Linked DNA regions of Homo sapiens: regions 1 and 3 are each linked to region 2. Evidence: chromatin loops called from intact Hi-C (ENCODE). Cell type or tissue: Calu3. All regions are shown on one strand. Links, peaks and the distances in the headings refer to the core of each region. The heading gives the core; the rest is flanking DNA. Region 1 holds the start of CR1 (complement C3b/C4b receptor 1 (Knops blood group)). Region 2 overlaps IL19 (interleukin 19). Region 3 overlaps PFKFB2 (6-phosphofructo-2-kinase/fructose-2,6-biphosphatase 2).

What was found. Hi-C counts contacts between places; a loop is a spot of excess contacts. Peaks named below come from ENCODE experiments on the same cell type or tissue, not always from the same donor. Only the 100,000 strongest peaks of a DNase experiment are listed, where the experiment ranks them.
Region 1: it touches region 2 in a loop (10-fold over the local background); 2 of 110 quality-filtered maps call a loop at or near these places.
Region 3: a loop joins it to region 2, with 2.8 times the contacts of the local background. A loop is called at or near these places in 4 of 110 quality-filtered maps.

Annotation. Positions count from the first base shown.
Region 1 is chr1:207,493,195-207,503,608 of GRCh38, forward strand. CR1 (complement C3b/C4b receptor 1 (Knops blood group)) reads left to right here and starts at 2,963. Exons shown (of 47, transcript NM_000651.6): 1 at 2,963-3,194. The coding sequence starts at 3,074. RefSeq lists an enhancer at 6,366-6,425. In Calu3, for the core only: a CTCF peak has its summit at 6,488 (motif pointing left); a DNase peak (open chromatin) is centred at 6,497.
Region 2 is chr1:206,804,961-206,815,374 of GRCh38, forward strand. All of the region lies in intron 2 of IL19 (interleukin 19), which reads left to right. Among named protein-coding and RNA genes, the nearest start is that of IL10, 38 kb to the left of the region's middle. In Calu3, for the core only: no CTCF peak of the experiment used is centred there; DNase peaks (open chromatin) are centred at 3,851 and 4,741.
Region 3 is chr1:207,073,522-207,083,935 of GRCh38, forward strand. PFKFB2 (6-phosphofructo-2-kinase/fructose-2,6-biphosphatase 2) reads left to right here. Exons shown (of 15, transcript NM_006212.2): 15 at 1-4,296. Among named protein-coding and RNA genes, the nearest start is that of C4BPB, 10 kb to the right of the region's middle. In Calu3, for the core only: a CTCF peak has its summit at 4,457 (motif pointing left); a DNase peak (open chromatin) is centred at 4,450.

The sequences.
Region 1 (10,414 bases), core at 1,494-9,493, 690 kb after region 2:
GTCTCATTTGAGCCAAATAACTCAAGGAGATGAGGTAGTAGCCATGCAGAGCGATATCTGGGCAAAGAGCATTCTAAGCAAAAGGAATATTAAATGGGAGGAAAAAACTGAAGAGAAAAATACACCTGCTGCACTTGGAGAAATAATTTGTTTGCAAGCTGATGGTAAAAATCCAGCAGAAAGAGGTGTATGATAGTGCTGGAGGAAGTGAGAATTGCTGGTTTCCTTGAGTGAGTGAGAGCAAATCGAATCTAGGGCACAAGTGGAGAGATCACCCTTAGACTTAGACTGTGAACAGTATAATTATATTAACAGGAGAGACGGAGGTTTCATGGGCCAAATACAAGAATTTGGGTGGAGTGATGGTAGAAAATTGTAGATCTATTTGATTGTTTCTATTTTCTCAATAAAGAAAGAAACAAAGCCATTCACAGAAATTAAGAATGTTGGAGAAGGTGTCAGAAATAAATGTCAAAATAAAAATATGAAATAGTCATTTAGGAGAATGGGAGAATAAATGGATTAGACAAACAATAGTGGGAATGTCAGGCAGAAGTATAATGGTCCATTTGAAATTATTTGTTACTAAAGTAAGGCTAGTCATTGTGGCTATGTGTCTTTTCCAGCCACATTCAGTTTCACAGGTATGAGAGCAAAATAATGGAGAATTGATTCTAACCAGGAATGTTGTTTTGTCTAATGGCTATAATAACCCAAGAGAAGGGTGAGGGAGCTAACAGTGGGTGCAAGATGGTGATTATAATGACAGAGTATGGAATTTAACCTGGTAGTGATGAAAGTGAAGACACAAAGGAGGTGAGAAGCTGAGAGAGATAGCGGTAGGATCAATGGGCTGCAGGCACTGAGACAGACAAAGATTGCTGGATTCAGTTTAACGTTACTAGGGTAAAAGAAAAGAGTTGGATTGGTGGTTAGAGAGTGGGATCATTGAAATCACTGAGAGGTTGAAAGTGACAAGTCTCCGAGCATGCACATGAGCATTAGAGTCAGAGGAGAGTGGAGGACAAGACCACAGGCAGAGAAGAGGTCAAGGCACTGGAAGGCCAGGGATTTGAAAATACTATTGCTGTGAATGTTGAAATCACCAGGAACTGTGGCAGAAGTAACAGTGGAGAAGGTGGCCATGAGCCAGGAGCTCAAACTTTCAAGGAATGAGGGAGAAAGTAGATACTAGGAGATGGATACCAGCAGAAGTGGTAAGGAGTGGCACCTTCTGATAGCATGTGATGTAAAACTGGGGAAATGAGCCTTCTCCTCTTCTCTTTTCCTAAGCCTACTACAATCTGGCTGCTACTCCCATTACTCTGTTGAGAATAACTTGAAATGATGATAGCAAATCCTTAAAAGAATGTCACTGGATGTACTAAAAACTGTGATAAGTGATATGATCAAAGTAGACATTTCTTCCACTAGAATTTTGGGAGGAAGCCTAATGGAAACCAATGCGCACAGAAAGACAAATGCTGTATGTTATTAGTCATATGTGGACTCTAAAAAACTCATCTCATAGAAGTAGAGGGTAGAATACTGGTTACCAGAGGCTGGGGAAGGGAGAGACAATGGGAGATGGAGAGAGATTGGTTAAAGGGCACAGGATCACAGATAGATAGGAGGAATACATTCATCCTTGAATACTTAACCCTCTGCCCTAAATCTGTCAGTCCTACATCCATACTTCTTATTTCAGTAAGTAGCACCACCATTCATTTCTAATCCTGGGGCTAACTCTTTTTTTTTTTTCTTTTCTGAATCATGTCTCCTTTTAATGGTTAAGGAAAACAAGTTTAACATAAAATTAGCAACAACAACAACAACAACAACAAAATCAAGGTTTAAAGTCAAAATTATTTTAAGAGAAAAACCCAGGCAAAATAGCCTACCTACAGGCAGGCAGTACATGTCAGAAGGACAGGCCACCCCCAATAAAAAAGATAAAATATTATTTTTTCTACCTTTTTTAAACTTAATTATTTAATTATTTCTTTCTTTTTTCTTTTTTTTGTTTCTTTTTTTTATTATACTTTAAGTTTTAGGGTACATGTGCACAACGTGCAGGTTTGTTACATATGCATACATGTGCGACGTTGGTGTGCTGCACCCATTAACTCGTCCTTTACATTAGGTATATCTCCTAATGCTATCCCTCCCCCCTCCCCCCACCCCACAACAGGCCCCGGTGTGTGATGTTCCTCTTCCTGTGTCCATGTGTTCTCATTGTGGAAGCTGGAAACCATCATTCTCAGCAAACTACCGCAAGGGGGCTAACTCTTGATTGCTTTCTTCTCACCACCAACCTTAAGAAAGGAAGTAACCAAAATCCAATACATGAGCAACTGTTCATTCCATCTCCAATATCTTTGTTAATTGTCCACTTTATCCACCCAGTCAGGGCCGCCATCAAACCTCACTTGGATGTCGGCAAAAGCTCCCCTGACTGGTCTTCGCAGTCCATTATTGCCCTATTCTAATCTACCTTCCATACTATACACAGATTTACATTTTTTAAATGTGTATCTAATTGTCCCTCCCTTTTAAAAAATCTTACAATGGCATGACGTCTCAATTCAGGGTAAGGAAATTGTTTCTTCACATTCCCTGTACACCGTACACATCGCCTGCAATTGCCCTTCAACACGGAGAGCAGGCATTTCATTAGCTGACCTTCCCACACACATTCTTGCAAAGAGGAAAAGTTAAGCAGGGTGTTTGGAGGCGAGCTGCCATCATCCACCGCCTTTGTCTGGAAGCGCAGGGCCTCACACGCGGGATCCATCGGAAGCCCGAGCATTGTCAAGCTCTGCTGCTGCACCTGGGTCAGCAAGGTGGGCTCTGCCAGCGAAACTCGTTAGAAACAATGCAAATGGGGAGTAAACATGACCTCGCCCATGAAGGGGAAGCTGTGGTCAAAAGCATTTTGTCCCGGAACCCCGCAGCCCTCCCCACACTCTGGGCGCGGAGCACAATGATTGGTCACTCCTATTTTCGCTGAGCTTTTCCTCTTATTTCAGTTTTCTTCGAGATCAAATCTGGTTTGTAGATGTGCTTGGGGAGAATGGGGGCCTCTTCTCCAAGAAGCCCGGAGCCTGTCGGGCCGCCGGCGCCCGGTCTCCCCTTCTGCTGCGGAGGATCCCTGCTGGCGGTTGTGGTGCTGCTTGCGCTGCCGGTGGCCTGGGGTGAGAGGCGGGCGGGCGTGGGGAGGCGCCCGGGCGGACGAGGAACCCGGGGCCCCGCAGAGAACTCGCGTGCAGCGCTGAGCTGCGCTGCTCTGCGCGCCCGGGTCCGAAGGCAGCGCGATGGGTGGGCTGAGCGCGCGACCCGGCAGGGCGGCGGGTGTAGGATCCTTCTGCGCACTGGAGACCCTCGCTGCTTCTGGGTAAGCGTGGAGTTCCCAGGTGCAGGGGCTTAAGTCGTGACGAGCGCAGTGGAAGGCGCAGATGCTGAGCGGGTGCCGCACGAAATTCCTTGCCTTTGTGTATTCACAGCCTCGGCTGGCTATAGCCAAGACGTGGCGTTGATCCTAGTGAAAGGGAACTTGGGGATCCGACAAACCTGAGTTCTGGTCCTAGAAACTTAACTGTGAGGCAACTTAGCACACCTGAGTCTGTTTGCTCTTCTGTAAAATGGGGACACTGGTATCTCTGCATCGTGGAGTTGCTGCCTCAGTGGCATTAAGCCTGTCGAGTATCTAACACAGGGCTATGTGTCCCCGAGTCCATTTCTATCCCCCAACCGTTACCTCTGTACTTTGCTCCCAATGGTGTTTAGACAAGCAGTCCTAGGGATGCAGGTGTTACCTGACAACTGCCCCGCATGGAACTGTCCTCGCCCCCCACACCAAGCCACCACGGCCATCATCACCATGCACTTAATTGACAGCATACTTTAAGACAGATGCATGCCAGGCACTTGCGGATTAGAAGAGCAAGGGAAGCCCCAGAACATGCAATGTAACCGTTGCAGGTAGAAGGGACAGTAGATATGTTTACAGTTCGCATTTTAGTGATGTGTTTAGTACAAAATAACGCCTATTATAATTATTATGGAAATTTTGAGGCCACATCTCTTCCTTTTTCTTAACTTCAAATAGGTAAACATCTTCAGTTAGAACCCTTCTATTATTATTTTTCGGCTCCCCAGAAGTCTTCTTGGTTGCCTAGACTCACTGGCAACATCTCATTTGAAGTGACAGTCTTGGTTGTTTTTGTCCAGCCTATTCCTGACAACTCCGGGTTCGCCCTTCTCTGCCACTAGACATTTTACATTCATTATTTGAGTGTTCCTTCTTCTCTAAAAGAGTAAATAAAATAAAATAAAGTAGAACCAAGTCCCGCAAGAGTTGTTATTAATATTTGATCTCCTTAGGCACCAGAAAGTAACCTGTCAGGTGCAGAGATGTGATAAAACGTACAATCTTATTTTTAGGAGAGAAGCATGCCCAGTAAGTTAAGCAATCTGTTGTCAACGCTTAGGAATTTGTGTCATCTTTGGGAGTACTGGCCCTCTTCTTACTAGAATGTTGTTTTACTTAGCCTATGTTGATTAAGTTACTGTTATAAACAATCCCAGACACTATTAATTGCAAAAAAAAAATTTACTGAGGTTATCACAATAACTTCCAAATGTGAAACAGCCTAAACTAAACTACCTAGAAATTTTGTTGCTGACATAATTTAAATTTTAAAATGCTGATGGATGCTTCCAGTGTGCACGGTCCTTTGGAATTTTAAAGAAGTATAAGAGCTCTGCACCCAAAGTGTATGCATATAGAAGTAGGTGGTGGAGTTTTATGAAATCTACTTATTAGGAAGCCAGCGTTCTGCTTTTTCCAGCCTCTGCTACTTACCAGCTGGTGTCTTGGACCCAGTAAGTTAAGTCACATCACTGACCTTCAGTGTCCACATGTATAAAATGAGCACAACTGACATCCTGATCTCTGAGAGAGACGTTTTGAAAATCAGATGGTGTAATGCATGTGACAGTGTTTTGTAATCTGAAAACCCCCATGCATGTCTGAAAAACCATGACTAAGAAGTCGTGCAAGACTGCAGGATCACCGAAAAGCGAGAAATCTCAACTCCTATGATCAGGAAAGGATGAGTGAAAGGTATATGGCTTTACTAGCACTTAAAGAGTGAATCTAGAAACAGATTGCATACGACAAAAAATAGCAGAGGAGCTAGGATTGTTTTGTTATTATGAGTTACTCACAGTACCCGTAAAGTGGTATAGTGCTATTTGAAAGAGGACTTAGATTAGCTGCAAATAGATATTGCAAATGTAGGACAACCCCTGAAAAATGTGAAAAAAAGAACTATAATTTATATGTTAATAAGTAAGAGAGAATTGCATCATATAAAATGCTCAGTTAAAACAATAAAGATGGCTGGGGACAGTGGCTCATGCCCATAATCCCAGCACTTTGGGAGGCTGAGGTGGGTGGATCACCTCAAGTCAGGAGTTCAAGACCAGCCTGGCCAACATAGTGAAACCCTGTCTCTACAAAAACACAAAAATTACCAGGGCATGATGGTGGGTGCCTGTAGTCCCAGCTACTCGGGAGGCTGAGGCATGAGAATCGCTTGAACCTGGGAGGCGGAGGTTGCAGTGAGTCGAGATCGTGCCATTGCACTCCAGCCTGGGTGACAGAGCGCAACTCCAAATCAAAAAAAAAAAAAAAAGAAACAAACAAACAAAACAAAAAACAATAAAGGGCAGGAAAAGAATGGAAGACAAAAAATAGAAACAGAGAACAAGAGAAAAAAAGCAACAAATAAAAACCAGTAACAAAACTAAAGCAACTATATCAACAATCATTTTGAGTGTCAATGATCGAAATGCACCATTTGAAACAGATCATCAGAGTGGATCAAGAAACAAGACCCAACTATATACTGTGTACAACAAGACCGTTTTAAATATAGACAATATATATGAAAAGTAAATGGATAAAGATATACCATGCTAATGCTAGTCACAGAAAGCAGGAATAGCTGTGTTAATTTCAAACACAGCAGACTTCAGACCAAGAAAAATTATTAGGGATAAAGAGGGGCATCATATAATGATAAAGGGGCCAATTATCCAAGAAGACGTAACAATATCCCATATGTATGCACCTGATGGAGAGACAAAATACGTGAGGCAAAACCCATAGAACTGCAAGGAGAAATAGATGGATTTACTATCATAGTTGGAGACTTCTATGATATCTTTCTGATATCAGAAAAGGTGCTGAAGTCTCCTTATCAGAAATGGGCAGATTCAGCAGGCAGAAAATCCGTAAGGACATACTTGAATTCAACAGCACCATCAATCCACTTGGGTATAATTGACATATATAGATGACTTCATCCACAACAGCAGAGCACATATTCTCCCGCTTACATTCATGGGGATAGACCACATTCTGAGCCATAAAATAGTACACGAATTAAGCTTTACCAGGCAGTGTTTAATATAGGGTGGACTCTGGCGCCCTCACGTGGTCCTCATATAGGATCTGGTTTGGTTATCCCTGCTAGGTAAAGGTGCAAGATAGAAGGGAAGTTCCAATTTGCTTTCTGTGCTTTGTGGTGTATTTTGGTTTACATATGCTCAGATGAGTGGATGTGTGATTTATATTATCTATTTTAATCTAAAATAAGCTTCACATTTGGACAGGTAACATCAAAAGTGTCCTACACAGAAATGCTGGGTGAAGATCCCAGTAATAAAACCAACTCCAGAAAACAAGAAAATGGTAGAGTTGACAATCCCTCTCACCCTCTCCGCAAAGACACATGTATACACATTTTTTGTCAGAGGCATTAAGTAGAAGAAATGCTGTCAGTCTAATCACAACTGATCACAACTCGATGAAACCAAAAAACCTAGAAAGTATCATGAAGACTGTCGAAATAAGCTTTACATTCACTATTGTGAACAGAGAGACTCAATGTGACTGTTTTTTGTCCCGTTAGATGTTAGCTAATGATTGTGCTAAGTCATGATGATTAACAAAGCATTTAAAATATTTATTTTATCTGTGTTACATTTCAAAAATTTATATTGAGGCATATAATTTATGTTCGTGTACATATATAATTTATAAATTTATATATTTGAAAGGGCATGCTCTTTTTTTAAACTGATAGAGGTGCCTAAGCAAAGCAAGTGCAAATCTATTCCTTAAAGGGTAAGTATGCAGAATGGAAAGCAGAGTGTTCTTTGGGTTGACAGCTCATATTGCAACAGACATGAAAGTGATGATGTGTTAATTGTGCATATAGCACAGAATACATCAACTTGCTTTGAATGGAATATCTGAACCAGGAGAATGTGAAAGTGGGCTGAGTCATACAAGACAAAACCCGAAATGAGATAACAATACATACCCACTAGAATGACTAAAATGAAAAAGATTGACCGAGCCAAGTGTTGGCGATAAGGTGGAGTAACTGGAATTATAATATACTGCTATTTGGCAGGTAAAATTATAACATTAACTTTAGAAAATAGTTCAACAGATTCTTAAAACCTTAGACACACACTCAACATTTTACTCTTAGGTTTTTACCCAAGAGAAATGAAATCATATGTCCACACAAAGACTTGTACATGAATTTTCATAGCAGTTTTGTTTGTAATAGCCAACACGTGGAAACAATCCAAATGTCCCTCAACAAGTAAATGGATAAACTAAATTAAGATATATTTATGCAATTGAATATTACCCAGCAACTAAAGGAAACAATTTGTATACATGCAGCAACCTAGATGGATCTCTAATTATGCTGTGTGAAGGCTAAACCATAAAAAAAAACCTGAGTGATTTCCTTTATACAATAGGATATAAATGAAGTGATTTAGGTTATATGAAATTTTAGAAAGTCAAATCAATCTGTAGTAAGAGAAAACCACCTGAGTTATTTCCTTTATATGATAGGATATAAACGAAGTGATTCGGGTTATATGAAATTTTAGAAAGTCAGATCAATCTGTAGTAAGAGAAAACACATTGAAGGTTGCCTAGAGAAGGAAGTGGATGTTTGGATGGATTACAGAAGGGCATGAGGGAACTCTGTGTGGGTGGGATGTATGATGGAAACGTTTATTGTCTTCATTTTGGTGATGGTTTCACAACGCATACATATGTTATAAGTAATCGAATTGTACACTTCAAATACTCATCAATCATTGTATGTAATATATCTTGATAAAGCTATAAAAACTTTTAAAATTATGGTAGGTCTTCAGTTTGTGGATTTTATATTAATATATTTGTCATAGGAACTAGTCACAATTGAGGGATTGGTAATAAAGGAGAGAAAGGAAACTACATCAAGCTTTCTTTGTTGAAGGCTCATATATTCCTTTTTTGAGCTATTATACAACTTTGCTTTTTATAATTACCTATACTATTCATATACTACTATGCAGGTAAGAATATTATGTAATTAAGGGGAAGGAACTTCTTTCCAAGAATGGTTCATTCAATTTGCTTTGTTACTTTAGGTCTCATTCCTTCCTCTCGTTGCAAGCTTTGCTGTGACATTTACCCTCTCTCAATACAGCTTTTGGCGCTAGGCACTTCACATGGAATCTCTTCCTTTGTCCGGCATCAATGGATAAGACAAATATCAAAATTGTATTTCATCCCACATATCAACTAGAGGAAAGGTGAATGCATAACACTGAAAATAACAGCAACTGTTTTACTCAGTGTTTTTTTTTTTTACAGTATCCTCAAAGTGCTGTTATCTATCAAAATCAGCTGTGAAAATTTTTAAAAATAGACTCCTGGGCCCTAACCTAGACCCACTAAATCAGAGATTTGGGGGACATAGCTTGGATTCTTGATTTTTTTGAGTTTTATAAGTAATTCTTCATTTTTTGTTCATTGCAACAAATATGCATTGAGTTCTTATAATTGAGTGTTAAGCACCAGGACTAAGTATTAATTTAGAGGTACAAAAAAACACATCATCTCTTGCCTTTAAATTATGCATATCTAATATCTATTGAGAGAAATAGATACTTCTAAAAGCACACAAAGATAAAAAGCACAAATTGTAATAACAAACAATTATTGATATGAAAGGAAAAGCAAAGTGTCGGACTAGAAATTATTATAGGGTGGGGCAGAGGGAAGTAGTTTAGATTCCAAATCCCTAAGAGGGTCAGGGAAGGCTTCAGATGAGATTGGGTGTGTTCAGGGTGGTATGGCCATAGGCAGGCTGGGGAAGGCTTCTATAAGAAAGTGACATTTTAGCAGATGCCTGAAGGAAGAATTGAAGTCAGAGTGAAGATAAAATTGCGTCACATAGAAGGAATGTCATAGACGGGAAAAATGTGTGTCTTTGGGAAACTGAAAAAGGGGAAAGGGCCACACCTTGGTGAGGGGACCAAGTGGCACAAGATGAGGCAGGGAACATAGACAAGGGCTTCCTTGCTTAACAACTGCTGGCTTAATAAAGCAAATGTGTGATGATGGATACAGGCTGTCTGGGAAAAATAAGTAAGAAATATGAGCTTTCTTGGAGCATCATCCTTTGCTTCAGTAGAAAGCACAGAGTTAGGCTTCCAATTCTGACTAAAGCCATTGACAACAGGGAAAAGGCAACCTTAGGAATTCTCCTCTCTGTCCGGGGTCCCGTGGGCACTATGATGGAGCTCATGAGATGCAGATGAGAAGTCCCAGGCTGAATCCGGGGCACATTCACTCAGGAGAGCTGAGGTCACCAGTCACTGAGGTCATCCAGTGCATTCCCGACAGCATAGGCTCATTCCAAGCTAGTTCTGCAAAGGAGCAGAAAATGAACTCTTGGAAGCAAAGCAAGCACTCCCACTTTAGCGGAATAATCGAATTTAACTCTTAGAAGTCCCCTTACCCTTTTCTAAGGGTAATAATCGTAAGTATAATTTATGAAGTGCCTTCTGTGTATGTGGCAGCATATACTACTTTTGATTCTCCCTGCAAACCTGGTAGGAAAATATTATTCCCTTTATGAAGATGAAACTGAGGCTCAGCAAGATTAAGCGGTTTGCCTAAGACCTCATAGCCACTAAGTAGAAGACATTGGGTTCAAGATTCAATCTATGAACCCAACATTTTTAATACTATATACCATTCTCTTTTTGTATTAATTTCCTATTGCTGCTGTAACAAATTTCCACAAACTTAGTGGCTTAAGACAACAGAAATGTATTCTCTTCCAGTTCTGGAGGCTGACGTCTAAAATAGATCCATAGGGCTGTGTTCCTTGTGGAGGCTCCAGGGGAGCAGGGGTTTTCTTGCTCTTTCCAGCTTCCAGGGGCTGCTTCCGTCCTTTGGCTCTTGGCCTCCTTCCTCTACCTTCCAAACCAGCACCATAGTGTCTCTGAATATCCTTCTTCTGTCTCCTTTCACCCTCTT
Region 2 (10,414 bases), core at 894-8,893:
TTGAAGTTCCTTTCAATCCTTGGATCCTCTGTGGACACTGTTCTGATCATTCAAGCACTAAATGATCACCTGCTACCTGCTGTCTGCATACCTGGCTCTGCTTCTAGAGTACACACCTGTATCGGCACAATTTATTTAGCTATTAGTCATGTATGTGTTTCTGATAGCTCTCAGTTAGCTGCCTGGGATGGTTATTTACCTTTTTGTGCTAGTTTTACCTTCTCAATGGGACTTTGAGCAAATTAAGAGTGAAAACACATCTGTACTGATCCGTTTACATGTCCAATAAATAGATTTTAGTGCCAACTTGTGCAGCCATTGCTCTAGGTCTTGATACAGATATATACCAGGTGGTAGAGGCTATAAAGACAAAGCAGGCTAAGGGGAGTTAAGTGATAGATTCAGGAAAATCATTGAGCTGAAAAATGAATAATAACCTCATTCACTTTTTTCTGTTTATCAAAGAATGCCATATGCTAGATGCTAAAACAATTTACATCTGTGTGACTAGAGCAAGCCATTATAAAAAGGAAACAATCCAAATGGAAGAAATATTTTATCAGGCTGGAAAACACAGTTATTGAATTAAACTCCAAAATGGAAGCCATAGCTTACAAATGGACACTGCAGAAAACTGAATTAATGAGTAAAAGGCAAACTGAAGATAAATTTCCTAGAACACAAAAGCAAAAGATAAAGAAATGAAAATGAAAGAATAGAGTAAACGTGAAATACAGATATCAAAGAGCTAACCTACACATAACAGGAGTTCCTAAAGATAATGAACAGATTCTTTTGGAGCAGAAGCCATATGTAGAAAATATAATGGCTTTAAGTAAAATCTTATTTTAAAAACTGAATGCGCTTACTGTATTCATCAGGAGTCTGGATCGTGTCAGGCTCAGTTCAAACCAGCTTAAACAAAAAAGGAATTTTGCTGGCTCACTTAATGAAGTCCAAGGGTTCACTAGGAATCCATCCCTGCTGCTCTTGCTTTTTTCTGGGTTGCCATCATTCTTGGGAGGGTTGTTCCTGTAGGGTGACATTCAGTATCTCCAGACTCACATTCTCCCAGTTTACCAATCCCAGTGGAAAAGAGAGTTCTAATACATGTACCATTAACCTTGGGTTAATCCTCGTTGATTTTGATTGGCTTGGCTTGGGTCATGTACTCACCCTTGAATCAATCTATGCAATTGAGAAGCGTTGTTGCCTTAATTTCACCGGCAGCACACACCCACTCCTGGGATGAGAGGATGGGTCAGCTTTACCTAGAGTCATATGGACTGCAAATAAGGGAAATATCATTTCCCAGAGGAAAATGGGGTTGCTACTTTCAGAAGAAAGGGGGATGAATGCTAGGTAGGCTAAATAACATCACATTGGCAGATAGAAAAGAGCTACTACTCTGAAATATATTCAGGTAGAACTTTTACATCTAAAATACTACAAAAACTCAATAAATAAATAGGCAGGGAGAAAACAAGTCAAGCATTTTTCAGATTTATTTTCCATAACTCTAAATGTGAGAAGACAATGAAACAAAGTATTTTAATCTGTGAAGGAAAGAAGTTGTGTGACCTGAGAATTCTATGCCTAGGTAAATTGTCACTCATAACGTATGCACTCGGAAAATACAATTCCCGGAACTCTCCCTGAGCAAGCCAGTAAAAAATGTATCACAATAAGGATAAATTAGAGTTGGTACAAATTATCACCCAGTCCTATCATTCTACCTCTGAAATATATTACGATTTGGTCCCCTTTCCACTATCAATCTGGTATCGTGTTAGTCCAAGTCAATATCATATTTTATCCGGACCACTGTCACAGCCTATTAAGTTGCCTGTCTCTTCCACTCTCAACCCTTCTAAGCCATTTTGTACATGTCATCCAATGGTCTAGTAAACCAGATCATGTCACTTCCTTGCTTAAAATAATTTTAAAGCTTCTTATGGGTATTAGTTCGTTCTCCCACTGCTATAAAAACATACCCAAGACTGGGTAATTTATAAAGGAAAGAGGTTTAATGGACTCACAGTCCTGCAGGGCTGGGGAGGCCTCAGGAAACTTACAATCATGGCATAAGTGGAAGCAAACATGTCCTTCTTCATATGGTGGCAGGAAGAAGTGCTGAGCAAAGAGGGAAAAGCCCCTTACAAAACCAGCAGATCTCATGAGAACTCACCCACTATTACGAGAACAGCAGCATGGGGGTAACTGCTCCCATAATTGAATTACCTCCCACCAGGTCCCTCCCATGACATGTGGGAATTATGGGAACTACAATTCAAGATGAGATTTGGGTGGAGATACAGCCAAACCATATCCTATGGCATGTAGAGTCAACTCAAGTTCCTTACTATGACCTTCAAGACCTTGCCTGATTCCACCTCTGCAGTTATTCCCAGCCCAGCCACACTATCCTCTACTCACCATGCTATAGTCATATAGCCACTGATCAGTTCTTGCTGTGCACATGCTAAGCTCCTTCTTCTCTCAGGGCCTTCACTCATGCTGTTCCCTCAACCTGGAACTCTCTCCCCTCAACCCTTTCTTTTCCTGGCTCCTTCTTTCTCATTACATCTCAGCTTACTTATATCACCTCTTCAGATGTTCTCTGGTCTCAAAATCTGAAAATAAGTTTCCTTTGTTTTTTTGGCACCCTTATTTCAGACCACTAATCACAAATTGTAGCTATATATTTATGTGTTTAGTTGTGTTACATTTGTCTTCTCTTAGAGTATGAACCCCACAAAAGCAGGGACCATGTTTATTTTATTTGTCACTGAATTCCCAGGTCTTAGCACTGTGTATGACAAAGAAATGGTGTGCAATTTATATTTGTAGGAGGAAGGCAAAAAGAAACATTGAAATGGTGTAACTATATATAGAAGCAAATATATAGAAAGAAGTTATGGGAATTGATTTAACTATAATTTCTAAGGTGATGGTAAACTTTTTTTCTATTAAAGAGATGAACTATGATGTTAAAAAATGGAGCAGAAAGCATATTTAAAACAGTAAATAAACACATTCATTATATAGTGCTTTTGGTTCCTAATTTGGTGCCATAAAAATTGATATAGGCCAGGTGTGGCAGCTCATGCCTGTAATCCCAACACTTTGGGAGGCTGAGGCAGGCAGATCACTTGAGGCCAGGAGTTCAAGACCAGCCTGGCCAACATGGCGAAACCCTGTCTCTACTAAAAATACAAAAATTAGCCAGGTGTGGTGATATATGCCTGTAATCCCAGCTACTCTGGTGGCTGAGGCACGAAAATCACTTGAACCCTGAAGGCGGAGTTGCGGTGAGCCAAGATTGCACTACTGCACTCCAGCCTGAGAAACAGAGCGAGACTCCATCTAAACAAAAATAAACAACAACAAAAAACAAACCATACCAAACAAAAGATATTGACTGATGTGATGTGAAGCTCTGAGAGTAGAATTAACCGTGCATGTAGAGTGACTGTGGCCTTGAAGGAAGGATAGAATTCAGAAAATTAGGGAGAGGTATGAAGGGAATTGTGTGTGTGCGTGTGTGTGTGTGTGTGTGTGTGTGCCCATGTGCACGCATGGTGGGGTGAGGTAGGAAAAAACTAGGTGAGCAGAGATCTGGCACTGAGACAGAGTAAATGGAGTGAGGTGGGAGGGTGAGGAGCCCCTAAGACTTCCAGGTACAAGAAAACTCGCGGTAGGTTAAACTCACAGAGGGTAGTGTAGAAAGTGTTGCCATGAGGACAAAGCATCCACCTTAGAGGGGCTTGTTGCTATGTATGTGTGCCTGCAGTTGACACAAGTCTTAGCAGGAGTCCTAAGAAAAGGCTCCCAGCCCATTTGGTCTGTGGACAATAAGGACCCCTTGTGGTGCAACAAAGAAGGTGAGAGACAGATGTAGTGAAGAGGCTGCAGGGGCTAGAGATGCTGGCCAGGAAAGGACAGCCTGGGTGGGACATCATGAGTGAAGAGGGTGCATGAGGATTCTGTATGACAGAGAAGGAAGGCAGAAGGTTCTGGAAACAAACTTGTACTACTCCCCATGAACTCAAAAGCAGGTCTTGTTTAGGGAGAGAGAGCAAAGCTGCTCTCTGTTCTTGGCAAACAGTCTTTGTATATGTTGATCATGATGTCCCTCAAAGCAGCCCCCATGGGTGTTGCCCCCACTGCTTCACCTAGGAGCTGTGAAGAGTGGTAGATACAGCATTCCTAGGCAGCAGACCTGGGCTGGAATACCTGTCTCTGCTATTTGCTATCTGTGTAAACCCAAGCTGGTTCATTATCTTAAGACTGCTCTCATCTGAAAGGAAGGGATAATAATGCATGATTTCCACATACCTATGTGAGATCTCCACATGTGATAGGCTTTTTAGTCTGTACTGTTAGTTGTACTTGGTGTGGGGTGGGTGGGCATGAACTTCAGAAGATGCTGTCTGTGGGCCTGACCTCCACTGGCTTTTCCTGCAGGTCTTCACTTTAGCTCAGCTTCAAGGGAAGACTCTGTTGGCCAACTGGGTAGAATATTTCTCTGCCCAGCCCACAGTTCTGGTAGGGACTTCAAAAGATGATTTTATACTGCACCATTGTAGACTGAAAAAGTACCATACCAACCTCTGGGCATCTAACTAGTTTTAGGAAAACCACCAGAAAAGGTGAATCTGCCCTCTTGATCTACTGTAAGTAGCATGTAAAGTATAAGGCGGGTTGTGCAATTGGCACTAGATGGCACTGTAGCAGCCTGGGTGCATTAGATGAGACCTGCTTCAAACAAGAAATATAGTAGCTGGGAGGTGGGGTTGGGCCCAGGATAATGATAAGGACAAATTTCCATTAAATGACTTGCAAGATACTGTCCTTCATTTATAATGAGTCTGACAGGAACTTCCCCAGATTCATCAGTAGATTGCATGTTGCAGCTCAGCAATCACCACCAGGTGTGGAATCAACCATCCCAACCACGTTTGTGAAAAACCTTATAACAACTTCACTTGGGGCAGTTTCCTTCAAGGGAATGAATTCTCCTTCTCAAGACCCATCCCAACCTCTCTTTATTGCCACTTGCCTCACCATTAGGGTCGGATCTCACCCTTCTTTGGGGGTTGGAGGGCATGGACAAAGTCCGACTCAGAATAGTTTATACACTAAAAGAAGTGCAAGACTTTACTAATAAATACTGGCAGAATCTTGGGAAATATGTGTGAGAATAGATTCTAAGGGTGTTAGACCAAGGAGGATAGACTATAGCACTGGATTGGATTGAATTTATTGGGGGTATTTATGAGACATTCTGGGTTTAGTGAGCTAGCTCTTGTAACTGGAAGTGGCTCTAAAATTTCTTGGTTGGCTGACTAAACCTTGGACTCAATGGTGGCATATGTTCAATAAGGCTGGAATGCCAGAACTTCCCTGACACAATGTAGAGGAAGGCATCCAAGACTTAAGGAGGAAGGAATGATGGAGTGACTTTATCACATGAAATCTCTACATCTACCAGCCTCACATCCATCCCCCAGAATGCCTAGAGGACAATCCTTTCATAAAGACATTAAGAAACACATTGACGAAGGTAGCACTTGCATCTCTGAAAAGCTCTGTGGTGGCTGTCTTCTATAAGCCAGGTATGATGGTGAAAGACACCTCCATTGAGTTGAATCTCTGATTTTAATAGAAATGATGAGACTCCCATATAGCAGAGGCCAAATGCTATAATTTAACCATTAGAGACAAGGGGACTGCAAATACTGACATAGTTTGGATGCCTGTCCCCTCCAAATCTCATGCTGAAATGTGATCCCCAATGCTGGAGTTGGAGGTGGGGCCTACTGGGAAGTGTTTGGGTCAGGGGGACAGATCCTTCATGAATGGCTTGGTGCCCTCCTCAGAGTAACGAGTGAGTTCTCACTCTATTTGTTCACCTGAGAGCTAGTTGTTTAAAAGAGCATGGCATCTCTCTTGCTTCCTATCTCACCATGTAACATGCCCCCTTTGCTTTCCACCATGATTGGATTCTTCCTGGATCCCTCACCAGAAGCAGATGCCAGTGCAATGCTTCTTGCACAGTCTGCAGAACTGCGAGCCAAAATAAACCTCTTTTCTTTATAAAGTATCCAGCCTCAGGTATTCCTGTATAGAAATGCAAAATAGACTAAGATAAATACCATAAAAAACAGAAAGGGCATAGTGATAATCAAACTGTTTTGAAACCTAGAGATTTTTAGTGAGGCGAATTGATCATGGTGCATCTAGGAATGAAAAAGATGGCCAGCTACTAAAATGTCATCTGAACTATATAAAAAGTTTGGTGACCCCCACCTCTACTAAAAATACAAAAAAATTAGCCAGGTGTGGTGGCAGGAAACTGTAGTCCCAGCTACTCAGGAGGCTGAGGCGGGAGAATGGCGAGAACCCAGGAGGTGGAGCTTGTAGTGAGCCGAGATCTCGCCACTGCACTCCAGCCTGGGTGACAGAGCAAGACTCCGTCTCAAAAAAAAAAAAAAAAAAAAAGTTTGGTGACCAAAAACTTGAGCTGCCTTTCATTCTATTTCCAGACCTAGGCCAGTTCCAGACTTAGAATCTCTTGATTGAAGGTGGACAAATGACGCATCCTGTGGATTTCAGTTAATATCTTTCTCCAGCTATTCTTGTGCTTGCTCAATGGCCCTGAGCATAAAGTGGCCATAATGTCAGGGATGAGGACTATGCATGGATTTAACAACATGGACTTACCCTAGTCAAGGCTTTTTTGAATACCAACACTGCTGAATTCCTAGCTTGCCAACTAAAGTAAGCCTCTGTTATGGTACAACTCCCTAAAAGTCCCAGCCAGCCCCCAGGGGCAGATTGATTACAGTGCAACCCTTCCATCATGGAGGGAAGGAAAAATGTTTCCTTAGTGCAGGAGATATGAATTCTGAGTGCAGATTTGCTTTCCTGTCCAAAAATCTTCTGGCAGCTGTGACTACAAAATATGGTGTACTGCATACAACATTTCTTCTGATCAAGAAAGTAATTTCAAAAGAACTGCAGCAATGGGTTTATGCCCATGGAATTAACTGGTACAACCACATATGCTAATCCCCAGAAGCAGATGGCTTAATAGAAAGATTTGATGGTCTACTGAAGATTCAGTTATGGTACCAGTTGGGAGATTACAGTCTGAAGGGATGGGGTTCTACATTACAGGATGTAGATTATACTTTGAATCACAGAACCAACTATATGGTTCCATATTTCCTGTAGCCAGACTACACAGGTCTGCGAATCAGGGGTGGAAGAGGGACTAGCTCTTCACACTCTCACATCTCATAGCCTACTCACAGAATTTTTGCTTTTCATCCCTGTGCCTTTGAACTCTGTTGGTTTGGAGTCTTGGTTCCTAAGGAACAAATGTCTCTACCAGGAAATACATCAATGTCCCATTGGTTTGGAAGATGAGACTACCATTTGGCCATTTGGGGATCCTCATGATGCCAAACCAACAGGCTAAGAAGAAGGTTACTCTATGACTGGGGCGACTGATTACCAAAGTGAAATTGGATTGCTGCCACTCCATGGGCCCAAAGAGGACAATATCTGGAACCCAGTGGGATTTTCTGGGGTGCCTTTTAGGATTTTCATGTCCAATAGTAAAAGTTAATGGAAGATGACCACTTCCCCAGCCCCTGGCTAAAGGCATAACCACTGATGATTCAGACCCTTCAGGCCAGATGGATTACCCCACCACATAAAAAACCCCAACCGTGTGAGGTGCTGGATGAAGGCAAAGGAAACATAAAATAGGCAGTGGAAGAAGGAAGTTATAAATATAATTATGGCCTCATGACTAGTTAGTTGCTTACTGTGTGTATTTGTATATATTAATTATTTTATTCTTTCTTCTTATTCATATCATTTTATACAGGTTTTGTTGGAAGTTAACTTTGCAATTTGGTTTTTAGAAAACATATTCAGATGGGACTGTGACTGAATTTGAGAAGTAATTCAAACGGATACAATGACTTGAGACTTTATAATCCTGAATTTGGGGAGAAGGTGATGCTCGCCTGTTTTATATGCTGAATAGTTGCATTTTGTTGGGAGGAAATGAATTGTTTTGTGGTTGTATAAAAGTTCAAATTTTTGTGGAGCAGTGTAATGGATGCTAAATAGCCAAAGGGGTGGACTGTATCAGTTATTGCCTCTCAGTTCTAAACCCAACCTTCTATAGTCTGCTTTGTGATCCTAGAGACCGGACCCTAAAAACCACATTTCTGCATTGCCAGTTGGCTCTGCCAATAGGGGCACTAGCTGGAGACTTCAAAGCTGGAGGCAGAAAAAGGGGTTTTCTCCTTCCTATATGCTTCCTGAGGGTTTCCCGTCTGCTTGTGGTTCCTGTGAGTGTTACCCCAGAGAAGCTCCTTCATCATAACTTTTTTTTTCCCTTGTAGCAGCAGCTAAATCTAGTTTTCAGTTTTTCTGACTTGCAGAATCAGCTTCAGCATGTGTCCCTTGGGGACACCAGCAATAGCCAGCCAGTGTCTCTTCTGCAGAGATTTGGATCCTAATACCCTGGATCCCTCCCTGTGAACTAAGACAACAAGCACTGGCCAAGCAATGCCTCTTACAGATCTGAGTTTCAGTTCCTTGGGGCTTCTCTACTGTTTCTAATTTTTAATAATTTTAACCTTTTCTCTTTGCCTCTTGGCTCTCAGCAGTTGCAACCTTTATGATATTTTAGAGTTCTCTTTTAACTTTTTTTAGTTACTGTGGTTGTTAGTTTTATATATCAGTTTGGCTTGGCTGTAGTACCTAGTTATTTAATTAAGCACTAATCAGGTATTGTTGTGAAGGTATGTTGCAGAGCTACACTAAATTGACTTTAAGTAAAGGAGATGGCCCTCAATAGGGTGGGCGGGCCTCATTCAATCAGTTGAATGACCTGAAGAGCAAAAACTGAGGTTTCCTGGAGGAAGAAGAAATTCTCAAGACTGCAAATTAGCTCTTGCGTGACAGTTTCCAGCCTGCCAATCTGCCCTACAGGTTTCAGGCTTGCTAGCCCCCATGGTTGTATCAGTTAATTTCTTGAAATAAATCTTTTTATATATAGTAAGAGATGCTGGTTCTGTTTTTCTGAAGATCCCTGGCTGATATAGTTATCTAGTTAGTATCTTTGTACCTATTTGCATATATTTAAAAAACTGTTGTGGTTTCCATCTCCTGATTGAACTCTAACTGATTCAAGCAATGCACAATTGGAAGTTTTCAATAAAGACTCCTATACTAAGTGTAAGTTTGAACGGCAATTATGAGCACAGATTGCAGCCAGTAAATATTAATAGAACATTGCTTAGGCAGAGAATATGCCAAACCCAAGTATGTAGCTTAGAAGAGCAGCAAGAGAAAATGGTTAACACATAGAGCAGGTAAACAGCATTCTGCAGAGGATAATGGAGGGAATCAGAATGCTTTGGGCCTGGCGTGGTGGCTCACACCTGTAATCCCAGCACTTTAGGAGGCTAAGGTGGGCAGATCACATGAGGCCAGGCATTCGAGATCAGCCTAACCAATATGGCGAAACCCTGTCTCTACTAAAAACACACAAAAAATTAACCAGGCATAGTGACGGCCCCCTGTAATCCCAGCTACTCGAGGGGCTGAGGCATGAGAATCACTTGAACCTGGGAGGTGGAGGTTGTAGTGAATCGAGACTGTGCCACTGCACTCCAGCCTGGGCAACAGAGTGAAACTCTGTCACACACACACACACACACACACACACACACACACAATTCACTTTGAACATATGCAGAGTGGAAGCACGACTACTTTCTATGAATAGCAATGTGAGTCCTACTAGGACAGGACTGTGTCAATGCAGAAGAAAAAGCAAATGGAACCCCTTGGGTCAAATAGAAGATTAGAAGTTAGAAAAGAGGAAACAACCCTGGATCACAGCAGAAGTTACTTACTTGAGACAGTTCTGTGTCACTAATCATCTGAAACCTTAGAGACCTAAAACAACAACAATCATTTATTTTGCTCACAAATATACAATCTGGGCAGGGCTCAGTACAGATAGGTCATTTCTGTTCCATATAATTTTAGCTGAAACAGCTCAATGAGGACTGCCAGATCCACTTTCAAGATATTTCATTCATATGGCTGAGGCTGGCTCTCTGGGAGCTCTGCCAGAGCAGTGGGCTGTGAACCTCCTTCCCATGTGAGTCTATCTCCAGGATGTTTGGGATCATTTATGGCTGGGTTCCAAGAACAAACAGCCTGAGAGAGAAAATGAGAAACTGATGGAGTCTTAATGTCTGGACCAAAAAAACTTGGTTCTGCTGCATTCTATCAGTTAAGTGGTCACAGTACCCAGATTCGAGGGCAGGAGATATAGATGTCATGTCTCAGTGGGAAGAATGTCAAATAATTTTGG
Region 3 (10,414 bases), core at 325-8,324, 270 kb after region 2:
AAACAAAATAGTTTTTACATGACCATTTTTTTCCCAAATGTGGAAAAGCTTGATGATGAATTTAATCTCTCTCATTGGAGTATTCTTTTGTTCATAAAGAGAAACTATCTCATCTTGATGTCCAGAGAAGTCCTTGGAACCCTGTGGGATCTAGCTCGTAACTGTTTGTATTTCTCTATTCACTTCTGTCATTTCATTTTCTTTGTAGGGTTAAACAGAAAATGTTTAGGGAAGAAATTCTTAGCCCCTTGATGACCATGATGGCTTATTCTCTTTCCCAATTTTGCATGCAAAATGTACGAATATATGTATGTTTTTCTGAGAGGCAAGTTTAGGGTTCTCATGGGATTTTAAAAAGAGATAGGTGACTCCCCACCTTAAAGTTATCTGCTGGTCTTTTAGAGGTAACCAGTGAGAAGGAGTTAGCTATTTTCCAAGGGTGTTTTCATTTGGTAATGGAAGACTTTTTGCTGTGGTTCTCATCCAGGAGTATTCCTTAGAATTGCCTTTAGGATTGTTGAATCATAAACATGCCTGTGTCCACCTTATGCTTAATACTGACTCAGAATCTCTGGGATCTGGGTCTGGACATGCATGTATTTAAGTAGCTTCCCGGATGATTCTGATTCATAGCTCGGGTTAAGAACTCCACCTTAGGAAGTTAGGTGGAAAAATACTGGATAGTAGTTTCTCAGACAAAAGTGTCAGCCTAGGAATTCTGAATTCCTCATAGTCCTGAAAGGACAGTTCTTTGGGTTTGATGTTTGAGCAGATCATAATGTTAAATGATATAACCCCCTGGAAGGCAGGCTGCTGTGTTTTAGAGGGTTATTCTAGGTTCTAGTCCCATCTTTAACCCTTTACATTGCTGAGTGATGTGGAACAAATCACTGAATTAAATAATTGTCTCTAGAGAGCAGCTGGGGATTTTAAGCACCCTGGAGAGAGGTGCAGACCCTGCCAGGATGATAAAGGTTGTCATCACTGGCAACTGACTCCTGACCCCGGGTCCTTTACTCGTATGTCCCAAGTAGGATACCATAGGCAGCTTCTAAAGGCTGCTTACCTAGATTCTTCTCAAAATTGTGTCCAAGATGTTAAGTAACCTGCTATTCCTGTTTAGTGGTTACATAACATGTACTTAGTGTCTTTGTGGAGCTTTGGGCTGGTAGGGGCAGGGATAGGGGAAAGCTAAACAGAAGTAGAAGAAAAGGTCCTTGTCCAGAGGAAGGTTATTTTAAGAGACAGGACATGTAATTTATAACAAATGGACATTTGCAATATAGCAACAGTCTGAGTCTAGAAGTGTTCAACCATCACATCGCTTCTCCTGACTTTTCTGTTGTCCTATGGCTATGAGACTACAGGGGTTGGGGGATGGGGATGCCCCCACCACCACCAGTGTGAGAATGAGATATGGTTGGGGAGGCGTGTTTGGCACTTTTACAAGGTTGCATTGTCCACATTTGCTTGGATGGTGGCATCTGTAGCCCAAATGGGCATTCAGTCTTTTCTTCTGCTGTGAGGTAAGAGTAATTCAGACCTAATGAATGAGAAGAGGGAGCACTTTGATCCACAGACTTTGGATTAACACTGTACCCACTCTTAGCAAAAGGGGACTTCTCTAACAAGCTAGCATTGTGTTAACCTGTCATTAACCCAGCATTAGAGACAGGTCACTGGGATGTTCATTCTGGCTCTCAGCCTGCTGTTATTTCCCCACTCTCACCTGTGCTAGTTCGCTTTCTCCAGAAGAGGAGCTGAGGTGGTCTTATCCTCAGATAGGACATGAGAAATTGGAATTTGGCAAGCAAGGGCTTCAGCATCCTTTAGTTTCTAAAGCAAGATCCCTTCAGAGAAGTCTAGCAGGAAGAAGCCAGGAGAATGTAGAATGGAAAAGAGCTCTTACTCCAAATTTTAGAGAAGTTTCAGCTCTACTTCTCATCTTTTCTCTCCTGGTCTTACTTGAATGCATGTTGGTAATCTGTATACATTACTATGACTGTGTCTATCACAAGTCCTACAAAATAAAAATGGACTTAAAAGTACTCTCTGCTGAGGCTGTAAGTTTTGTTTTGTGAGAAATAGGTAAAGACATTAGCATTTAATCTACTGGAATAAGCTGGTTGCTGTGGCTTATACCTGTAGTCCCAGATACTTGGGAGGCTGAGGCAGGAGAATCACTTGAGACCAGCCTGGGCAATATAGTGAGACCTCACCTCTAAAAAAGTTTTTTATAAATTTACTTGTCTAAAGTGGGGAAAGGGAAATTATTCTGTTTTCTTATTCTTGCTTCAAGACTATGACAGATTTGAAAGAGAATTCTAAAGCAGATTTAGAGAACCTGCTTCTCTTCTTATCTCCTAATCCCTAAATTGTAATTTAGCTCTTATCTGTATTGTTGTTTTGTTTTGGTAAAGGGATGATTTTTACATTGAGTTTTAAAGTAGAATAAGAAAAGCTTCTAAAAACTTGCATTGTGCTAGGGATCTGCCCTATATCTTTGCCTCTGGTGTTTCGTTGTTGTTGTTATTGTTTGTTTGTTTCCAAAGAAGTTGGAGTTAAGGACACAATATATTTGTACCCCTAGACTGAATGGGTGAGTATTCCATATGAGGATCTGGGTAATCCTCTTTGCAACCCACATTTGGTCTTCAGAGACACTGGCATTTTGAAGAAACATATGATATAGCTGTTTGGAAATAAATTCATCTATGTTACTTTTTTTTTCTTTTTTTTTTTTTTTTATGAGCAGGAGATCTTAATTGACAGAAACTCATTGGTGGTTGGAGTGGCCAATGGGCACGGGAAAAAGTATCCAGTAATCAGAAGAATTGTATCTGGGTTATGTAATCTTATGCACATTCCATTGTCTTTGCCAAGCCCAGAAGCCATGTTGTGTTCATTGTTAAGAAATTTGATAGATTTACCCAGCTTTTCTATGTATTTTGACTTATTGAAAATATGTAACAACTGAGTCGGGTTGCAGCACTGGTGGGGTAGAATCGACTTTCCCTGAAGGTGACACAGATGTCAGAATTGTGTCCAGGGATTTAATTTAGACCCATACTGTCCAGGAGACTGTCTCTAGTTGGATCTCTGTGCTGACTGACTGACAGACAGACTTTAGTGTCTGTGTGCTGACTGACAGACTCTAGTAGTGTCTATATGTTGACCAACTGGTAGACCAGGAGGATCTGTGTGCTGATTGACTCTAGTAGGATCTGTTTGTCACTGACAGACTGTAGTAGTGTCTGTGTGCTGACTGATAGATAGACTATAGTAAAATTTGGGTGTTGCCTGACTAACGGTCTAGGGTCTGTAAGCTGACAGTCTGCCTGCTTTCTGATTGTATCCATTGAAGTGTATGTACATTATGGTAATTCTCTGTCTATTAAATGTGTCTAACAAAGGAAGGAATTAAGCACTCCACGTGTTTTCTTTATAGGGGAGTTCTGTACACTATGATTTTAAATAGATATTTCTTATATAGTAGTGGCCAAATTCTCATTATTTTGTACAAGATAAAGGTTATGCATCACTTTTATGGTATTTTGTGAACTCAGCTAAGGGAATGCCTGTTCAGAGCCTGGAGTTGTTACCTTTACTTGAAGTCATCTCATCCAGTCCCCTGCTTTAGGGCAGGACTTCAGTTCCACTGTTCATTTCTGAAGCTTCTGTGTCCCCAGCTTACCCTGTTCTGAAATGTTGTATTCCATTGGACAGGGCTGCTATTTTTAGTCAGCCATGCATTTGGATTTTACACTTAATCTAGTAAGTAAAAATGAGAAGAAAATTTGGCATTTAAAAATTGATTTTAAGGGTTGGCAAAAGTATTTTTTCCAGTAAGCCTTTCACTGGATATCTGTGACCAATGTTTACCTACGCAATGTTTTTGTATCTGAATTGCTTATGTACGTTTTTTATTATATTGACCTAACAAGAAGATCAACTTATGCTGGTATGGTGATGGTTTTGCTATGGCAAAATCAAAGGGCTGATCATACATGGTGCCCTTTGGGAAGGGGGATGGTGTGGGGCTGAGCACCTCTGGGTTGAATGGGAATGGGTCAGATTGGGAAGCCTAGGAAGAGAGTTCTACTGTAGATTTCCTAGGCACTGCTCTGTTGAAATAGGAACATAAGTCTTTAGCAACATTCTGATTTAATCGGGTGACACTGATAACAAAGTATGCCACTCAGATCCATTTAAAGTGTGCATAACTGTATTTGAAATGTGTTTTTGTGTGCGTGTGTGTAGAATGGGTAAATAAAATTGTTGAGTAACTTGAACCTATCAGAAGGCTTCTGGGTTTTTTGTTTAGTATTTTCAGTTGTGTTTCCCATCCCTTCCCCACCCCTAAAACTTTGCCTCATGCTGCACAAGGATTCAGACTCAGACAAGCCAACAGAAGTTCGCACTGTAATTGAAGACCATGGTGTAGCCGTGGCTCTCTTCTGCCACCTTCTGGGGAAGATAGGAAGAACATTATGGAAAGCACATGAACTTCAATAGTTGTGTGTTCCTGTTGGCACTTATGCAAGAATTAAGAAACAATTACATTTCACTGCACTGTGCAGTAATTCCCATTAGCAACATGTAACTCATATTATGTATTATAAAGAAAACTTTTGGAGATTTTTTAGCACTTGGTGGACTGTTGTTCCTAAAATGTGATTTGCCCATTTCTAAAGAGATTATGGTCAAGGGTATAAAACAGCATTTAATTTTTTTTGAGACAGGAAATACAGATGGGATTGTTTTACCATTCGCATGCCTTATTCCTTGTTACCTTAACAAAGACCAGAAGCTCATTAGAAATGCAGAATCCCAGGCCCCATCCCAGACCTCCGGAGTCAGAATCCTCATTTTACTAGGACGACCAGGTGATTCATATGCACATTTAACATTTGAGAAGCACTGTTCTAGGGGAAAAATTTCCCACAAGGTAAAATGTTAGATGCCAGTTAATGGGAAGAAGTTGATCTGCTCTGATGACTGGTTTCAGAATGGACTCGTATAACTAAAATAGTAGGGACCCTCCTCAGAAGCCAAGTAGCCCCTGACTACAGTGTCACTTTATTGGCATGGTCTTTTGGCTGACATAGCCTACACGATTTCCTTCTACCAGAGGGATCCTGACTGCTCCTGCTTCATATCTTGGGTATGTAGCTTATGGTCCAGGTCTGAAAGGAGTGCCTGGTCCAATATGGTCACGAGGTCAGCTCCTCAGGGAAAGAAGACCATGACTACGCCATTCGGGTAGTCAAGGTGTGTGTGTAGGCACACCAGTGTGTTCATGCATGTGTATGGATGTGGGGATGGGGAGGTTGAGGGAGGAGGGAAGGTAGGGGAAGGATTCTGTTCTACTTTTATGTTCGCTGCTTGGCAGTGCTGTAATAGCTTTGTGTCTCTTCCTCTCTGGCTCGTAGGCAGCAGAGACCACACTGGCTGTGCGCAGACGCCCCTCCGCAGCGTCCCTCATGTTGCCTTGCTAATGATGTGGATGTTCAGGCCTCACCTCTCCAAACGACTGGGATCTACTGAAAAGCTTGGGATGTCAGCTTCACAGAGGCTAGAACAGGAAGTTAAGTGGGAACTGGACTTTGGGGGCCACCAAAACGAGGCCTGGAGAAACGTCACCATATTTCCTCCCCTCCTGCCTAATGGGAATATCAGTTACACTGAAAAATTTAACTTCCCTGTGCCTCAAAACATTTAGCAACCTGAACCAGTGACTTTTTGTCATCTCTGTGCTGAGTTTGGTCCAAGTTGGTCAATCTCATTCTGTATAGGCATTTAACATCCTACCTGTGACTGTCTGCATCCTTTGCTGGCTCTTTTTTGCCCAAAGTGCAAATGCACTTCTTCAGATTTACTTTTCAAGTGAGAAGGTAAGAGCTGGTCTCTGCCACTGTTCCAGGCGAGCAGGCTAGAGTCTAATATACTTATGCTAGCAGTTACCATTTGCCACATTGGAAGCAAGAGACAAATCACCAGGTGAATGGAGGGTCTTCTGAGAAATTCAGTCCCTAAAACATCTTCTCTGCCTTGATAGAAGAACAGTGTCAGTGGCAACCTTTTCATTTAGAGAAGTTTTTCTTGTTCCAGGCCCTTCAGGACAGGATCTGACTGCAAGACTCCCCAAAATGGGTACCCATCTTCTAAGTTCCCTTTTGTAGCTACTGTACTTTTGACTTGATGCATGTGCCTCTCATGCATCAAGATGGGGCTGATGTGGTTCTCCTGGGTGGTTGGGAATGTGGACTAGACAGAAAAGTAGAGTGCCATTTATATCACGTGAGTAAGTCAAGAAAGCTCCTTGAGAATCAGCCCGATCAGGGAGTGTTTTGGCTTCAGAACAGGTGGAAGGAGACACGCCCCTCTGTGGGCTCTGTCACCATGATACAGTCCTTGAGAGAGCTGTGGCTGTGACTTGGAGGGCAGTAGTCTCCTGATACCTGCCTCTTGGCCACTGGTCACTATTGTGGTCACTGATCTCTCATATAAAAGTGAGGGTGGCGGGGTCATGGACCAGCGCCTCAGTGCATTAGTCATTCGCTTTTCCTTACAGACAAATCAGATAACTCTTCCCCAGTGATTGTCAAATGTATGAATGTATCTCTGTAAATGTGGTTTTGACATGTCACTGTTACTGAAGGAGAGTATGGAATCCCCACAGGATATTATATCTTGCAAGGAAAGTCTATTTTTTAAAGAATAGTATGTTTTTAGCTTTACTTTTCTTTCTTTTCCTTTTCACTCAAATGCTCACTTGCTGGGCAAAAGGGTGAGTAGCAAGAAAAGTAATGATATGTAGCTTTTCTCAAATGGTTCTTTTATACTGTGGATGATACAGGACTCTGTTACCTAAGATGTGATAAGCTGGGCTGCAGGCGGTTCAGCATCCAGCAACTAGGAGCTGCTTTTCTACGTACAAAGCTGCCTTCAGGAAGGCTCCTTACCCTGTAGCAGATGATTTTCATCTGGCTGCCTACCGCATGCTGTACTATAATGATTTAGTTGTGATATGGATTTCTCTCTGCATCGAAAACTGTCTTTTGATGATCAGACAATGTTTATATTTAGTTATTTATTCTATCCATGTAAGGCATTTTTGAGTTTTCTTGTCACTGTTTGCATGTATTTAATCAGAATGTAATATAATTTATGTTGTCAGGTTTTTTTTTGTTTGTTTGTTTGGGGTTTTTTTTGTAGAAATTTAGGTAGTTAGAGCTTTTAAGTCTAATGTCATATTAACTTAAGTTAAATTTCCAGAACGTAGATATCTGTCTTCTGTAAAAGGAAAATAACGATGTTAAGGGACAGTGAATTTTTTTTGAATACTTTGTTTCTCATTGATTTTTATTGTAAGTGTAAACCAAGAGATGCATTTCTCTGGAGAAGTGTTTATCTCCTGGATTAATAAAATCATGCTAAAATATGCGAGTAATATGTATTGCTTTTGTAATAAGAACATAAAATAAAATTATTTTTAATTAAAAATGCAATTAATTTTTAAGATAACACACGAAAAGATAACATTTGGTACATTATATGTATGCAAAATATTAATAACATTGTCTAAAATGTGTTTGAAACTAGCTTCTTTAAGATGATTTTCAAATTATTAGATTATATGTATATTTCCAACTAGTGATTTTAACCAGTTCAAGTTTCATCAGCATTTCAAAATGATATCAGTAAGATTGTGACTACCATGCATTACTGACGTCCTAGAGTTTCATTTATTTATTTAACAAATATTTAGTGACTACCCATTAGTTGCCAGGCAATGACTAAAACAAAGTCCCTGACCTTTGTTTAGAGTTTATTATTGGAAAGGAAAGGTTAACAGCAGGTTTGTAACCTAACGCATCTCTTTCTACTGGGGATGCTTTCCCCCTCATGAATGACCTTCACCAAATAATGTTGGATAATGGTTACATAATGTATATGATAAAGTAACTTGGAACAATCTTTTGGGGTCAGCAGCAATAGAGATAAAATGAAACATTCATAATAACAACAGAGGATTTCCAAATTCTTTAAGTTCAAGGGTTCTTCTGATAGAATGAAAATGACTTATGAATTCTCCAATTTGAAAACAGGTGAGAGACAGTGGTTATGTGTACTGATGAATACATTGAGCTTTAATAATCTAGCTGGTGGGCTGACAGTAATGAGGATGTGGTGTCAAGGTTTAATTTCCTTGGAAATATCTCCAGGCACTTCTGCAAGTGTTCTCTAATTCAGCCATCAAGTCATCATTTGTAAAAGGCTGGGGTGTCTGGAATCATTCTCTGGGTTTTACAGAGAGGTAAATGAGCACCATTACTGAGTCACACACCTCAACACTCGTGATTTTTATAAAGCCAATAATATCTCAGAACAAGGTAAATGTTAAGACCCAACAGACACATGCCACACTGTTTTAAAATGTTGCTGGTAACTTAGCAAAGATACCAGCATTAGAAAATGATTACTCAGCGAGTACTTCAGTGTTGGGTGATGGTCATTATTTGCCTTTCTCCTGTAGGTTTCATCATTACACCATTTCTTAAACTTCTCCAGGGTCTTCACTTAGGACTCACTGTGAGGAGCATCAACCTTCAGGTTCACTAGCTTGCCCTGGCTATTTATTTTTCATTTTTGTAGAAATAGGGTCTCACTATGTTGCCCAAGCTGGTTTTGAACTCGGCAGGAGGTGATGAGCCCATGGGCACTTCCTGTGGCGTCTGACAATGGCCCATCACCAAGGTTTATGGTCTCTAGAAGTATTTTGCACCATCCAACCTTCATTCATTCTCTTGAACTCATTTGAGAATTTGACATGCTAAGGACTCTCTACCCAGAAAAAGGTTGACACATAGGTTTTGCATACAGTTTAGGGAGGTCATGACCTGAAACCCATTCTTGGACCTCAGGGTAGGAAACAGGAGCTACGTAATACTGTCCATACTCTCTTGTCCATTTCTCTCCTTTAACATGTAAAAGAAAAAATAATCCAGTGACATGCATTTGATACTATTTAAGCGGAGGAGGGGAATATATGATGTACTGGAATTTTTTTACTGCACACTGGGATATTTAAGAACGTGGTTTTTAATGAGATAGCATCACTGTAATCATGGAGAGTAATATTTTCTTTCTCTTAAAAACATCAAAGCACAGTCTTTCTTCTTTTATTCTCATCAAGCCAATGTCAGCTGCATTCCTTCAGCCCTTTACAAGCAGAACAACTACGCTTCTGAATTCCCAAAGGCATTTAAATGCCTTTTTGATTGTATGCAACACTCTACCTGTGAAAATCAGATTAGATTCTATAGGAGAGTTTCCCTGCAATTAAGCAAAATAATTTCAGAAGCATAGGAACGCTTGGGAAGCAGCACTGTAGCATGGGGTCTACTCTCAACATGTTTAATGCCCTTCACCAAACATCCAGCCTACTTTCAGAGAATAACTTGTTTATCCATTTGGGTTTCCTTCATCACTGATATGTTTGCCTCTTCATTGCCATTCAGTTTTCACTTCCTAGGTTCTCTCCTCTTTCCCCCATTGTCTTTGTAGAATTTATGGATGGGAAGGGAAACTGTGTCAGAGTATGCTTTAATAAAGTCTGTTAAATATTCTTTTCTGAATTTAAATTCCTGAGTCATTTCACTCAAACTCTGTTTCAGATTAGAGTTGGTTTCAGCTGTGGATTTCAGTAAATCTAAAATAACAACTCCAAGGTCACATTGGTTCAGGCTGGTAATCTCAGCTCTTTGGGAGGCTGAAGCGGGAGGATTGCCTGAGGCTAGGAGTTCAAAACCAGCTTGGGCAATATAGTGAGACCCCCCCCCCACCCATCTCTACAAAAATAAAAAATAAATCAGACAGGAATGGTGGTGCACACTTGTAGTCCTACCTACTCGGGAGGCTGAAGTGGGAGAATTGATTGAGCCTGGGAGTTTGATGCTGCAGTGAGCTATGATCATGCTACTGAACTCCAGCCTGGATGACAGAGTGAGACTCGCTCTCTCTCTCTTTCTCTGTCTCTCTCGCTCAAAAAGAACAATGTGTTGGATTCTACTTCATAGAGGAAGGTGGCTACTCCAGTTGCAGAAAACATGTTTACACTCTGGCCAGCAGGAAGGAAGAAGGCAACAGGACATACCAGCTTCTTTTAAGGATATTTCCCTTCTCATGTAACCCATAAATATATACACCTACTGTAAAGTTAAAAATTAAAAAAAGAATATTTCCTAGATTTTGCAAGCACACTTATGCTTATACCTCATTGGTCAAAATGTAGTCAAGTGGCTACATACAGCTTTCATGCAGGCTGGAATATTTTTATTCCAAGTGGCTTTGTGCCAGTTATAATTAGGGTTTAGTTACCAAAGAAGGGTTCAATAGCTATTGAAGAAGT